Linked DNA regions of Homo sapiens: all the other regions are linked to region 3. Evidence: chromatin contacts called from ENCODE Hi-C or POLR2A ChIA-PET data. All regions are on one chromosome and are shown on one strand. The core of a region is the stretch at or near the end of the contact, and the rest is flanking DNA. Distances in the headings are between cores, read along the strand shown.

Evidence for each region. A loop is a pair of places that touch in the nucleus more often than their neighbours do. ChIA-PET counts read pairs that join two places held with the same protein, here RNA polymerase II (POLR2A). Pooled maps may share reads with other maps.
Region 1: a pooled map shows a loop between it and region 3 (3-fold over the local background). The contact joins the promoter of DNAI3 here to the enhancer-like site in region 3. A Hi-C loop is called at or near these places in 1 of 168 maps with a recorded cell type or tissue (transverse colon), 2 of 37 single-sample maps with no recorded cell type and 7 of 50 pooled maps. POLR2A ChIA-PET finds 5 or more read pairs at or near these places in 3 of 52 experiments (OCI-LY7, activated CD4-positive, alpha-beta T cell and activated naive CD4-positive, alpha-beta T cell).
Region 2: a loop to region 3 is called in a pooled map, with 3 times the contacts of the local background. The contact joins two enhancer-like sites. A Hi-C loop is called at or near these places in 1 of 37 single-sample maps with no recorded cell type and 6 of 50 pooled maps. POLR2A ChIA-PET finds 5 or more read pairs at or near these places in 2 of 52 experiments (GM12878 and activated T-cell).

What each region holds. Positions count from the first base shown.
Region 1 is chr1:85,060,664-85,064,241 of GRCh38, reverse strand. DNAI3 (dynein axonemal intermediate chain 3) reads right to left here and starts at 1,915. Exons shown (of 23, transcript NM_145172.5): 1 at 1,756-1,915. RefSeq lists an enhancer at 1,780-2,280.
Region 2 is chr1:84,852,207-84,855,837 of GRCh38, reverse strand. All of the region lies in intron 2 of LPAR3 (lysophosphatidic acid receptor 3), which reads left to right. Among named protein-coding and RNA genes, the nearest start is that of LPAR3, 39 kb to the left of the region's middle. RefSeq lists an enhancer at 1,166-1,415. Within about 2 kb of position 1,322, at least 6 of the 41 ENCODE cell types and tissues checked have a DNase peak (open chromatin) inside an H3K27ac peak, as active enhancers do.
Region 3 is chr1:84,971,844-84,975,704 of GRCh38, reverse strand. The region is part of intron 1 of MCOLN2 (mucolipin TRP cation channel 2); the gene reads left to right. Among named protein-coding and RNA genes, the nearest start is that of MCOLN2, 23 kb to the left of the region's middle. Within about 2 kb of position 1,989, at least 2 of the 41 ENCODE cell types and tissues checked have a DNase peak (open chromatin) inside an H3K27ac peak, as active enhancers do; they include OCI-LY7, where a contact is called at or near this core.

The sequences.
Region 1 (3,578 bases), core at 666-3,165, 89 kb before region 3:
TTCAGGTCTTTAACATGTCCTCCAAAACTGGAGCTCCAACCCTGTTTTGTGCCATGAACCTTTGGCAGCCTGGTGAAGCCCATGCATCAAATAAAAACATGGGATTACAAAGAAGACAGATTATATGGAAATATAGTTATTAAAATATTTTTTAAATTATGATAAAATAATTTGTACTTTATTAACACGTTAAATAACAAAATCTAGCTGTGGTTCTAATAACTACCTTAATTGTGAGGTAATGATGAGTATAAATAATATATTTACAATCTCTTTAATGTAATATGAAAAGAGTTACTAACAAAGTCACAGGCCTGTGAGTACTACTGTGGTTTGTTACCAATTGAATACATTTCAATTGGTGGTTAGTGAAAATAAATATGTAATTAAAAAAATCCACAGATTCTCCTCCCTGAATCCTCTGCCCTAGATCATGGACACTTAACTGGCCTCTCTGCCTCTGTTCTAACCAGAACAACTACTCAAGAGGCCAACCTCAGAGCTCTCCAAAAATGCATCTCTTATCAAGTCTCTTCCCTGTATAATGACTTTTTATGGGTCCCTATCATTCACAGTAGCATTCTCTTCCAGATTGTAGAAATGGAGCTCATTTGAAATGCAAATTTCCTGGACCTCCTTTGATTTTGCTGGTCTGGGTTGAGCCTGGGACTCCGCATTTTTAAAAGCATTGTGAGACAGTCTTGCACTGGTGGTCTATACACCAGATTTTGCAAAACAAAATAGAGTCTGAACTCACATAAGTATGGCCTTCAGTACTTTCACAGTGTGCCTCACTGCGTCAACCTTTCCAGTTCTATTCCAGCCTCACACGGTTTCCATTCATTCCCAAACAGTCGAGGACTTTCCCACCTCCCTCTCTGGAGAATCCCCTTCCCTCCCACCCCTCCTGCTGCTCCTGGTCCACACCATGCAGGCATCTCTCTGCTTGCTTCAATCTTTCTCATCATTCAAGGCAATTATGAACTTTTCCCCCAAAGCCGAAAGCCTCCCTGACTTCCTCACTCAGGCTGAAACAATCTTGTTCTCCCTGACACTTTCCAGTCATACTATGTGTAATTACTTATGTCAGGCCTCTGCAAAGGCAGAGGGCTTCAAACTCTGAGCTTCCTAAAAGATTGCTGTGAATTCATTTAGCATTCACCATACACAAGAAGAAGGAGAAAGTATTGCGCAGCAATTAGGTACTGGGTAAACTAGTCACTAGGGGAATAAGACAATGTCCTTACTTTCAAAGAGTTTGTGTTCCCTGTTCATCTTCCTCACTGTTTATCTACTCTAGCCCTTTCTAAACAGTCCTGAAGTAATCTATTTCAGCCCACATTAATCTTTTATTGTTTGACCCCCGCCCCTAGACGGATAATCAGAATCATGCTGTTTTGGCATTCATTCATTCATTCATTCATTCATTCATTCATTAACTGACTCATTCATGGTTTATTGAGTTCCTACTATGTACTAGGCAATATGATAGTCACTGGGTATATATAACATGGGAACAAGACAGTACATGCCCTTAAAGTTCTTAGAGTGTCGTTAACTGCTCTCTCGTTGCTATTTTTGTTTCCCTCACGAGGCTGGAAGCTCTTTGAAAGCAGGGAAAGACTTGTGTTTTTTGTAGTCTTCACTGCCACTAGCCTAGCACATTGCTGACACAGCGAGTGTTCAAATACCCTTGAAAGAGTGAGTAAAATACTTGTTTTCCAAGCCGCCTTTCCCATTCAGAGCTTCTCTTACCTGATACTGCTGATCTGAAAGAAAAGGAGCCTCTTTGCAGTGCCCTCAGGAAAAGCTCCTTCGAGAGCTGGAGGTGGGAGTTTGACTCTCCTCTCTCAGAAAAAGAAATCGCAAGGGCACAAACCGCAGCAACTCTGCCGACTGTTGCCAGGACGCATCTGTCGCTAAGAGAAAAGAGGCGAGTCCTCTGCGAGACTGACAGAGCATCTCTACCAATACAGTGTCCGCTCCCTAACAGTATCTTTCAAAGCAGACTTGTGATTGGTTGCCACTATGTGACGTCACTCAACGCGAACCGGGTGAGGCCAGCAGCTTTCCACTACCAAGGAAAGAGTTTTGTGTCTTAAGTATATTAATGACAGTGGCCCGGCCTGACCCCAGGTCTAACAGGCTCGGTCCATGCCTCACACCCACCGCAATCTCAGCCAGAGAAGAATCTTTCTGGGGTGTGGACCCTAGGAACCAGGAGAGAAAATGTTAAGGAGGCTGCCCGCTCAGAATCCTTTCGGGCAGCTTTCCTGCCCACCCCCTGCAGCGAGCTGGGCCCTCCTAGGGAGTGGAGAGGAAGCTGCGCCCCACTGGTTGTCGTGGGCGCCCCAGAACCCTAATGGGTTACATTTCCTTCTTGCCAGAATAACTTTTGTTTAGAATTTGACTCAAGCTGTAAATATGAGTCTCCGGGGAAGAAACTTGAATCCGTGAGTAACCCAAGGTTCATTTTATCTGTGATTAGGAGTCCGGTGGGATTCATACAGTGACGCTCAACTCTCTGAACACTGTTCTCCTCCTTTCCCTTAAAAAATAATTATAACTGTCTAATTTGTAAAGTGGCAGAATTTAATAAAGTAATGTAATTGACTGCTGTAATTGGTGTAAATAAATTTTCACACCTAATTTAAATAAAATCTTTAATTGAGAAAAGGCTGATCATTTATAACATATGAGAGTTCAGGGGGCTGCTGCGGTGGCTCATGCCTGTAATCCCAGCACTTTGGGAGGCTGAGGAAGGCAGATCACGAGGTCAGGAGATCGAGACTATCCTGGCTAACACGGTGAAACCCCGTCTCTACTAAAAATACAAAAAAATTAGCCAGGCGTGGTGGCGTGCACCTGTAAGTCCCAGCGACTCAGAAGGCTGAGGCAGGAGAATCGCTTGAACCTGGGAGCCAAGATCGCACCACTGCACTCCAGCCTGGGCGACAGAGCGAGGGTCCGTCTTAAAAAATAATAATAATAATAACTTCCTAATTTGTAAACTGGCAGAATTTAATAAAGCAATGTAATTGACTTCTGTAATTGGTCTAAATTAATTTTTACACCCAATTTAAATAAAATCTTTAATTGAGAAGAGGCTAATCATTTATAACATATGAGACTTTAAGGATCCTGAATGAAGATTTTTACGTTATGTGCAGAAAGATTATATAGATTCTTTCAAATTTCTGAAGAATTTGTGTTCACAAAATTCAAATGAATTTTACAATACAAATTATGAAGGAAAAAAACTAAAAAAGAGGTATTATCTAAACATTCTGACAACTTTTTTCCAGCTTGTCCACTCCCAGGAAGTGGAAGATTCGTTTTCCCCTGGGCTCAGTCTTGAGTCTTCTTTTGTCACTCTTCGCACTCTCCTGGTGGCGTCGGCATCATATATTCCCCTTAGCTTCAGCCATCACCACTAAACACACTGGACTTCCATTTCTACATTCTCAGCCTAACATATCTCTTAAATTCCATACCTGAATTTCCTCTAGCTACTGGACATTTCCAACTACCTGTGTAGTTCAGTTCATGTTGTTTAATAGATGCTAAATAAAGATTAA
Region 2 (3,631 bases), core at 73-2,572, 120 kb after region 3:
TTACCTCAAGTCTGGCTCTTGGTTCTTTCTTTTCCCCCCACGCCACTGTTTCAGACACCTCCCTTGGCAGTCAGTTTAGAAGTGCTTTTCCCAAATCAGTGTTCTTGTTTCCAATGTAACCACTGCCCTGCCCTCTTACTTCTTCCATTTCCTCTGGTCCAGACCCCTTCAGTTCCATTACACCAAATGCACTCAGCTTCTTTTATTCCCCTCTCATGCCCCCTTCTTCAGAACTTCTGGCTTTTCTTCTTTTTAGAAAACTGAAACCTTCCTCTTAAGCTGAAACAAACAATTATTGAATATTTTCTGAGTGCAAGGTGGAGAAACATTTCTCAAATTTGACCTCTTTGAAAAGAAGGTATAGGGAGAGGTTCCAGTACCCAACTACATCCAACCCTCCTGCCAACACCCAGCCTCCTGGAAGGTTTCATGTTCCAGAACTCAGGAACACCCTCTCTTAGGGCTTTGATTTCTGCCAAAGGAGAAATGTGGTCATCGTCTGTGACTCAGGCGTCATATCACTGGGCTAATTCAACATCTGGAATAGTATGGTGTGTGCTGGCCAATGGTAGAATTTTATCAAATTCCATGTTAACATTGTACTTCGAAAATTTCAGCTGGGGACTACTATGTTCATTGTGTATCTATGGCAAACATGTTGGGTGGGAACTGGGAGTAAAGGGTGTTTGCTGGAATTATGCCCTGTCGTGGACCTAGGGATCAACACAGAAGCTGGGATAAGGGGTAAGGGAACCAAGAGTTATTGGCAGGAGTCATCTTCCCTCCTGCACTGACAGTTGTCCCTCCAGCCCAGCCACCTGCTCTCCCTCACCACCAGATTGTTGTTAACTCTGCAGAGTATGTGGCGGAAAGATCCCATTACCTCAAAGAATCAATACTGTTGAGAGATTTGACCAAGTTCACTTTGTAAATTACTGCAGCATTGTGGCTGCAGCTCTGGACCTTCTAGTTCCTGCTTCTTCTAGTGGGTCCCAACTTCTTGCCTTGGCAAAATATACCTGTCCTTGGATGCCTGAGTGACAGTGAATCACAACAGGCGTTGTTTTCATCAAGTCAGAGAATTTACTGCTCAGTGGTGAACCTATTTTATTCTTTATGTTTTTTTCTGCATTTTATATTTTCTCATCATAAACATTTATTGACTACCTTGCTAGGTTTTAGGCAGTGTACTAACTATGAGACATGGCCTCTACCCTGAAGGCACTGTGAATCTGTGCTTGCTCTAGTGGTTTATGGTTGTCAGGAAATGACCAAGATTTATGAGTCAACGGTTGTGTCACATGAGAGATAGATGACATGGAGGCAGACCTGTTCTGTGTGGCTTTTCCTGTGTGTGACTAATAGAGAACCCTATTTCCAGGCTTATTTGAGGAAATGAGAAATGTACTCAAAAAAGATAACTGAAGGCACAAAGAAATATACATAAGGGCTGAATGAGGGGGCCTAGGCTGAAAAAATGCTGTGGGCTTGGATGGTCCATGGAGGCCTCTTTGAGAAGGTAGAATATAAGCCTGATTTCAGTGTAACAGGTGGAGAGGAAAGGGGAAGGCATTGCAGATAGGAGGAAAGGCAGGGTGGGAGACAGGTATACATATGTCTAGGGAGGCCATGCCAGGGCCGTGGGTAGAAAGGGGAGACTGGGCAGACTGATTTCTGGAATAAGGAGTTTGAATAGTAATGACAATCTGGTTTGAGAGACATAAGGGAGCCAGAGACTGGAAGGCCTTGGATCCTAGGGTCCTGTGGACTTCATTGTCAGATATCTAAGAGAGACTAGGCAGATAACATGGGTATATGAATTGGGTCTGGAGTGGATATAAGGAAATAGGGAGGGGTGGTGCCTGTGGCTAACTAGACAGATCATGCCCTGTGTAAAGACAATCAGTTTCATTTTTTGTTAAAAGACCATGCAGGCCCAATTAAATAGGCCTGTGGCCAGTCTTCAGCCCACAGCTGAACTGCCTCATCTGGCAAGAAAGAGCCCATGTAGGATCTTGAGTGTTGAGAAGGTGGGAGTTGCAAAATGCAAAGCAGGGTTTTAGAAAGATGAGAGGTGGGTTGGAGAGGGAGAGATCACTTAGGAGACAATAGGAGAGTCCCCAGGATCTGGGGATGGGAGGTAGCTCAGATGCCAGAGAGAGGCAGAGCTGGTCCATCATGGTAGATGTTGTAGGAAGGCACATTTGTCAGCAGCAGCTAGAAGGCCCATCGGGGCTGCAGGGGAGGAGAAGAGAAGCAGGCCAGTGGGGCGTGAGCTTATGGAAATCTGGCAGGAGGCAGAGAGAGAAGAAGCAGGAAGAGGGATCCATCATGGGAACTAAAATTCAGAGGCAGGGTCAGGCAAGAGCAACACTTAATCAAGCCTTGCCACTTTCCCCAAGGTCTTTGAGCTTTGCCCTGTCTCATTCCCCAGCTGACCTCCCAATCTTTGCTTTCTTCATCTGGCATGAACTCCCTTAATTTCCCTTCCTTCATATCTGAGTCCACCTGCACAGGTCACATCCTTACCATCCTAGCTTTTCACTAGGGCTCATTCCTTCCAGCCAGGAGCTGGGGGATCCACGAGCCTACTCTTGTCCTTATTCTTGCTTTCCTATGAGCTTGATCGTTCAAAAATGTAAGCCCTGACCTTAACTCCCCTTCTAACTACTGCTCTGTCTCTCCCTCCCTTCACTACCAGACTTTTGTTCTTGGTTTTTTTTTTTTTTTCTTTTCTTTTCTTATTTAGAGATGGGGTCTCCCTATGTTGCCCAGGCTGGTCTCAAACTCCTGAGCTCAAGCGATCCTTCTGCCTCAGTCTCCCAAAGTACTGGGATTATAGGCACGAGCCAGTGTGCCCCGCTGATTTTTTTACTCTTGTTTATTTTCTTTTCTTAATACTTCAAACCGTAGTAAGCTAGCTTCTTCCTATACTACTCTAATACTACTGTGTTTGATTAAGCCACCATTGTCTTCCTAGTTGCCAGATTTAGTGATCTACCTTGACCTTCCTGTTATGTGCCTGCTTGCTTCATGCTCCCTTTGATAGTGTCTTCCTCCTTCTGTTCCTTCTCTGCTGCTTGTCCAGTCTCTCCCATTTCTGACCATCTCTGAAATGCCCTTTGTTCCTTCTCCTTTGGGTCCCCAAGTTCTTTCCAGGTGATTTTACTCCTGCAGCTTGAACCAACCCCTCCATGTGAACGTCTCTCAAAGCAGCCTCTCCATCCTCAGCCTTTCAGGAGATCCCAATCTCTGTTTCCAGCTGCTGTCACGTGCACACCTGGATGTCCTGGAGGCACCACAAGCTTCAGCTGCCCTGCAGACCTGCTCTACCTGTTAAATAGGATCTCTGCAATGGGTTTCATCTGCCTTGCCTTCCAAGCTGGAAGTCTTGGTAGTACCATCTCTCTCACCACCTATAACCAATTAATCACCAAATCTAAAATTATTCACCAAATTGGCTGGGTATAGTGGCTCATGCCTGTAATCCCAGCACTTTGGGAGGCCGAGGAGGGCAGATCACGAGGTCAAGAGATCGAGACCATCCTGGCCAACATGGTGAAACCCCATCTACTAAAAATACAAAAATTAGCCAGGCGTGGTGGTGCACACCTGTAGTCCCAACTACTCG
Region 3 (3,861 bases), core at 740-3,239:
ATTGGGTCCCTAGTGCCTTATTAATTCATTTGATGAGGCCATGTTTTCCTGGATTATCTTGATACTTGTAGATGTTCATCTGTGTCTGGGCATTGAAAAGTTAGGAATTTATTGTAGTCTTCACTGTCTGGGCTTTTATTATCTGTCCTTCTTCAGAAGGCTTTCCAGATATTTGAAAGGACTTGGGCATTGTGATCTAAGTTCTATCTGCTTTGGAGGGCACCCCAAGCCTAGTAATGCTGTGGTTCTTATAGACTCATGGAGTTACCACCTTGAACAAGATCTAGAAGAATTCTTTGGATTACCAGGCAGAGACTCTTGTTCTCTACCCTTTTTGTCTCCCTAACAAATGGAGTCTCTCTCTCAGTCCTGAGCCATCTAAAGCTAGGGATGGAGTGACACAAGCACCCCTGTGGCTACTACCTCTGTGACTACACTGGGTCAGACCTGAAGTCAGCACAGCACTGGGTGTTGCCCAAGGCCGGCTGTAACTACTCCCTGGCTACTTCCTGTGTCTGCTTATGGCTCTGGGGCTCTATAGTTAGCAGGCGGCAAAGCCAACCAGGCCTGTGTTCTTCCCTCCAGGATGCTGAGCTCCCCCAGGACCCTCCTGGGTCCAGAGGTGCTGTCCAGGAGTCAGGGACTACAATAAAAAACCTTAGAAGTCTACCTAGTGTTCTATTGTATCGTGCCTGAGCTGGCACTCAAATTACAAGATGCAGTTCTTCCCACTCTTCCCTCCCCTCCTCCAAAAGCAGAGGAGACCTTCCCCATGGTCATCACCACCAGAAGCCCATGGGCAGTACTGCCAGACTACCACTATGTTCTCTTAAGGCCCAAGGTCTCTTAAGTCAGCTTGTCATGAAGGTTGTCTGGCCTGAGACTCATCCTTCAGGGCAGTGGGCTCCCTTCTGGCCCACGGAAGGTCCAGAAATGCCATCCAAGAGTCAGCTCTTAGAACTGGGGACTCCAGGAGCCCACTTGTTGCTCCACCCCCCAATAGCCGAGATGAACCTGAAGCCAGCAAGTCTCAGAGGCTCACCCAAGGCCCTAGATGTAGTACCTGGGTATCGCTGCTGATTATTCAGTGCCCAAGGGCTCTTCAGTTAGCAGGTGATGAATGCTGCCAGGAATGGGTTCTTCCCTTCAAGGCAGTAGGTTCCCTTCTGGCCCAGGGTGTGCCTAGAAGTGTTGCCCAGGAGCTAGGGCCTGGAACAGAGGCATTATGACTCTGACCCTATCATGCTGTGGCTGAGCCGGTATCCAAGATGCAAGACAAAGTCCTCCCCACTCTTCTTTCTCCTCTCCTCAAGCAGAAGGAAGGGATCTTTTTTGGAGCCACTAGTTGTGCAGCCTGGGGTTAGGGGAGAGGTGATGTCACCACTCCTTTAGCCACCCTGGTAGTTTGGTAGATTGCATGCCCCTCTAGTCCACTGTTTCTGGGCCCAGTTCAGCACTAGGACTCGCCTAGAGTTGCAGTCCTTGTGGCCTAAATTGCCTTTCAAATTCACTTAGACACCCAGAGCACTTTAGCCTGCAGTGGTGAAGTTTGTGGGAACTCAAGTTCCAACCACAAGGACCTGTGATTCCCCTCTGGCTAGGGCTGGTTTAAATGTTCCCTCCGTGGGTGGGCATCAGCTGAATTTGGTCCAGTTTTCCTTTCTGCTCTAACCGGGCAGAACCGTTTACTGCCTCACAATTGCTGTGCTCTCCCTCCCACAGCATGCAGAGGCACTCTGCGCACCAGGTGGCCACTGCTGGGGCTGGGGGAAGGGTGGTATCAGTGCTTCAGGACTGTTTTTTCTACCTCTTCAGTGCCTCTTTTAGCAATACAAAGTTAAAAGCAGGTAGTGCAAGTGCTCACCTGATTTTTGGTTCTTATGAAAGTGCTTTGCTTACATAGATAGTTGTTAAATTGATGTCCTCTTGTGAGAGGATGATCAGTGGAGGCTTCTCTTCTGCCATCTTGCTCCACCTTCTGGGCTTTTGCAAGAATCTTTATGTCCTTTGCCTATTTCGCAAGGGTTATTTCCACGGAAACTAGATGATACATTCTAAAAATGCTTAAGTGGGCCCACATAAAACATAACTGGTGGGAATATGCTGAAAATCAATGGGGGTACCACCATGAACCCCCTAATTTGGGAAACTTGACAATTTCCCCAGGATGTCTCACATACCTAAGTGAAACACAGGCACCTGATGTTTTGTTTTGTTTTATTTACTTGAGACAGGATCTCCTTCTGTTGTCCAGGCTGGAGTGCAGTGGCAAAATCATAGCTCACTGCAGCCTTGAACTCCTATGCTTAAGCGAATCTACTACCTCTGCCTCCCGAGTAGCTGGGACTATAGGCATCCACCACCACACTGGGCTGATTTTAAAAAGTTTTTGTGGAGACAGAGTCTCACTATATTGTCCAGGCTGGTCTTGAACTCTTGGCCTCAAGTGATCCTCCTGCCTCAGTCTCCCAAAGTGTTGAGATTACAGACATGAGCCACTGTGTCAGTCCCATCAGATGTTACTGACCGAGTGAGGGCACCTTAGGTGTGATAGGTAACAATTCATATATTAAATCTTGGGAATTCTTTACTTCTCTATTTTCTAAATTAACACAATTAGAAGCCCTAATAGTTTCTTCTCACATACCAGTGAATGGTCTTGCATACGTCCTTGTGCACAAGGACCCCACTTTGGAGACAACTGCAGCAGGGGATAAAAACAACTTTCAGGCCCCTTGTCAAGTAGGGGGATCACATAAGCCAAAGGCAATAGCATCCTGGGCTGGTTAGCTTATTTGCTGACAAAATACCATCACTGAAACTGGTGTATTCATTTTCCTGGGGCAAAGGTCAAGAGCCTTTTTCTGTTCTCATAGGGGTTTATAACCCCAATAAGGTTAAGAATCACTGACATCTTGTTTTGTTTCAAAACTTCAGGCTTCCGTTAGACTCTTAGTCATTGTTTTGATAAAGCTGAAATTGCCCTTGATCATATGATAGCCTTAAACTTAGCCAATGTCACACAGTCCTGATTATTTGTGGAGAGAGTAGGTTTTCTTAATGCCAACCTCATAGTCCTGATTATCTGTGGAGACAGTAGGTTTTCTTAATACCTGACAGTAGCTTTGTTGTGCCTTCCTCCTGGTTTCTTACCACAGTACCAGTCTCAGCCTTCTTTTCTTTCATTTTCTATTCCAGCATCTCTGGCTTTTATTTAACCCACTGTATGGGTGGCTTTCTATTCTATTTCAGATCTTATTTTTATGCCTTCAAATACTATGCTTTTTTTCTTTGATATTTTGTTCTTTAGTGCTGCCATTATTAAGCTTATAAAAATCCAGATCATGCATTTCCTATGGGTTAATGAAACATAAATAATTCATAAAAGCTGTGATTGCTCTTATTTATTTCATGCAATTTCAATTGCATGACAGCCCTGTAGCTGATGGGTCTGTGTAATTTAGATCTTCATTGATTTCTGTTCCTTAAGTGGTTTTACGGTACAGTTACTTTCATTCTCCTGACTTATGTTACCACAAGTTAGCAGCTGTATGCTTTTCTTAAACTGTTGGTGATTTTCATTTGTGATGGAAGTTGCAGTATTTCTGCCGTCTGCTGACTTAATTTTTTTGTTTGTTTGTTTTTGTTGTTGTTTGTTTTTGTCCCCCAGGTTGGAGTCCAGTGGCACATTCTCAGCTCACTGCAACCTCTGCCTCCTGGGTTCCAAGTGATTCTTGTGCCTCAGCCTCCCGAGTAGCTGGGGTTACAGGTTTGTGCTACCATGCCCAGCTAATTTTGTATTTTTGGTAAAGACAGGGTTTCGCCGTGTTGGCCAGGCTGGTCTTGAACTCCTGTCCTCAA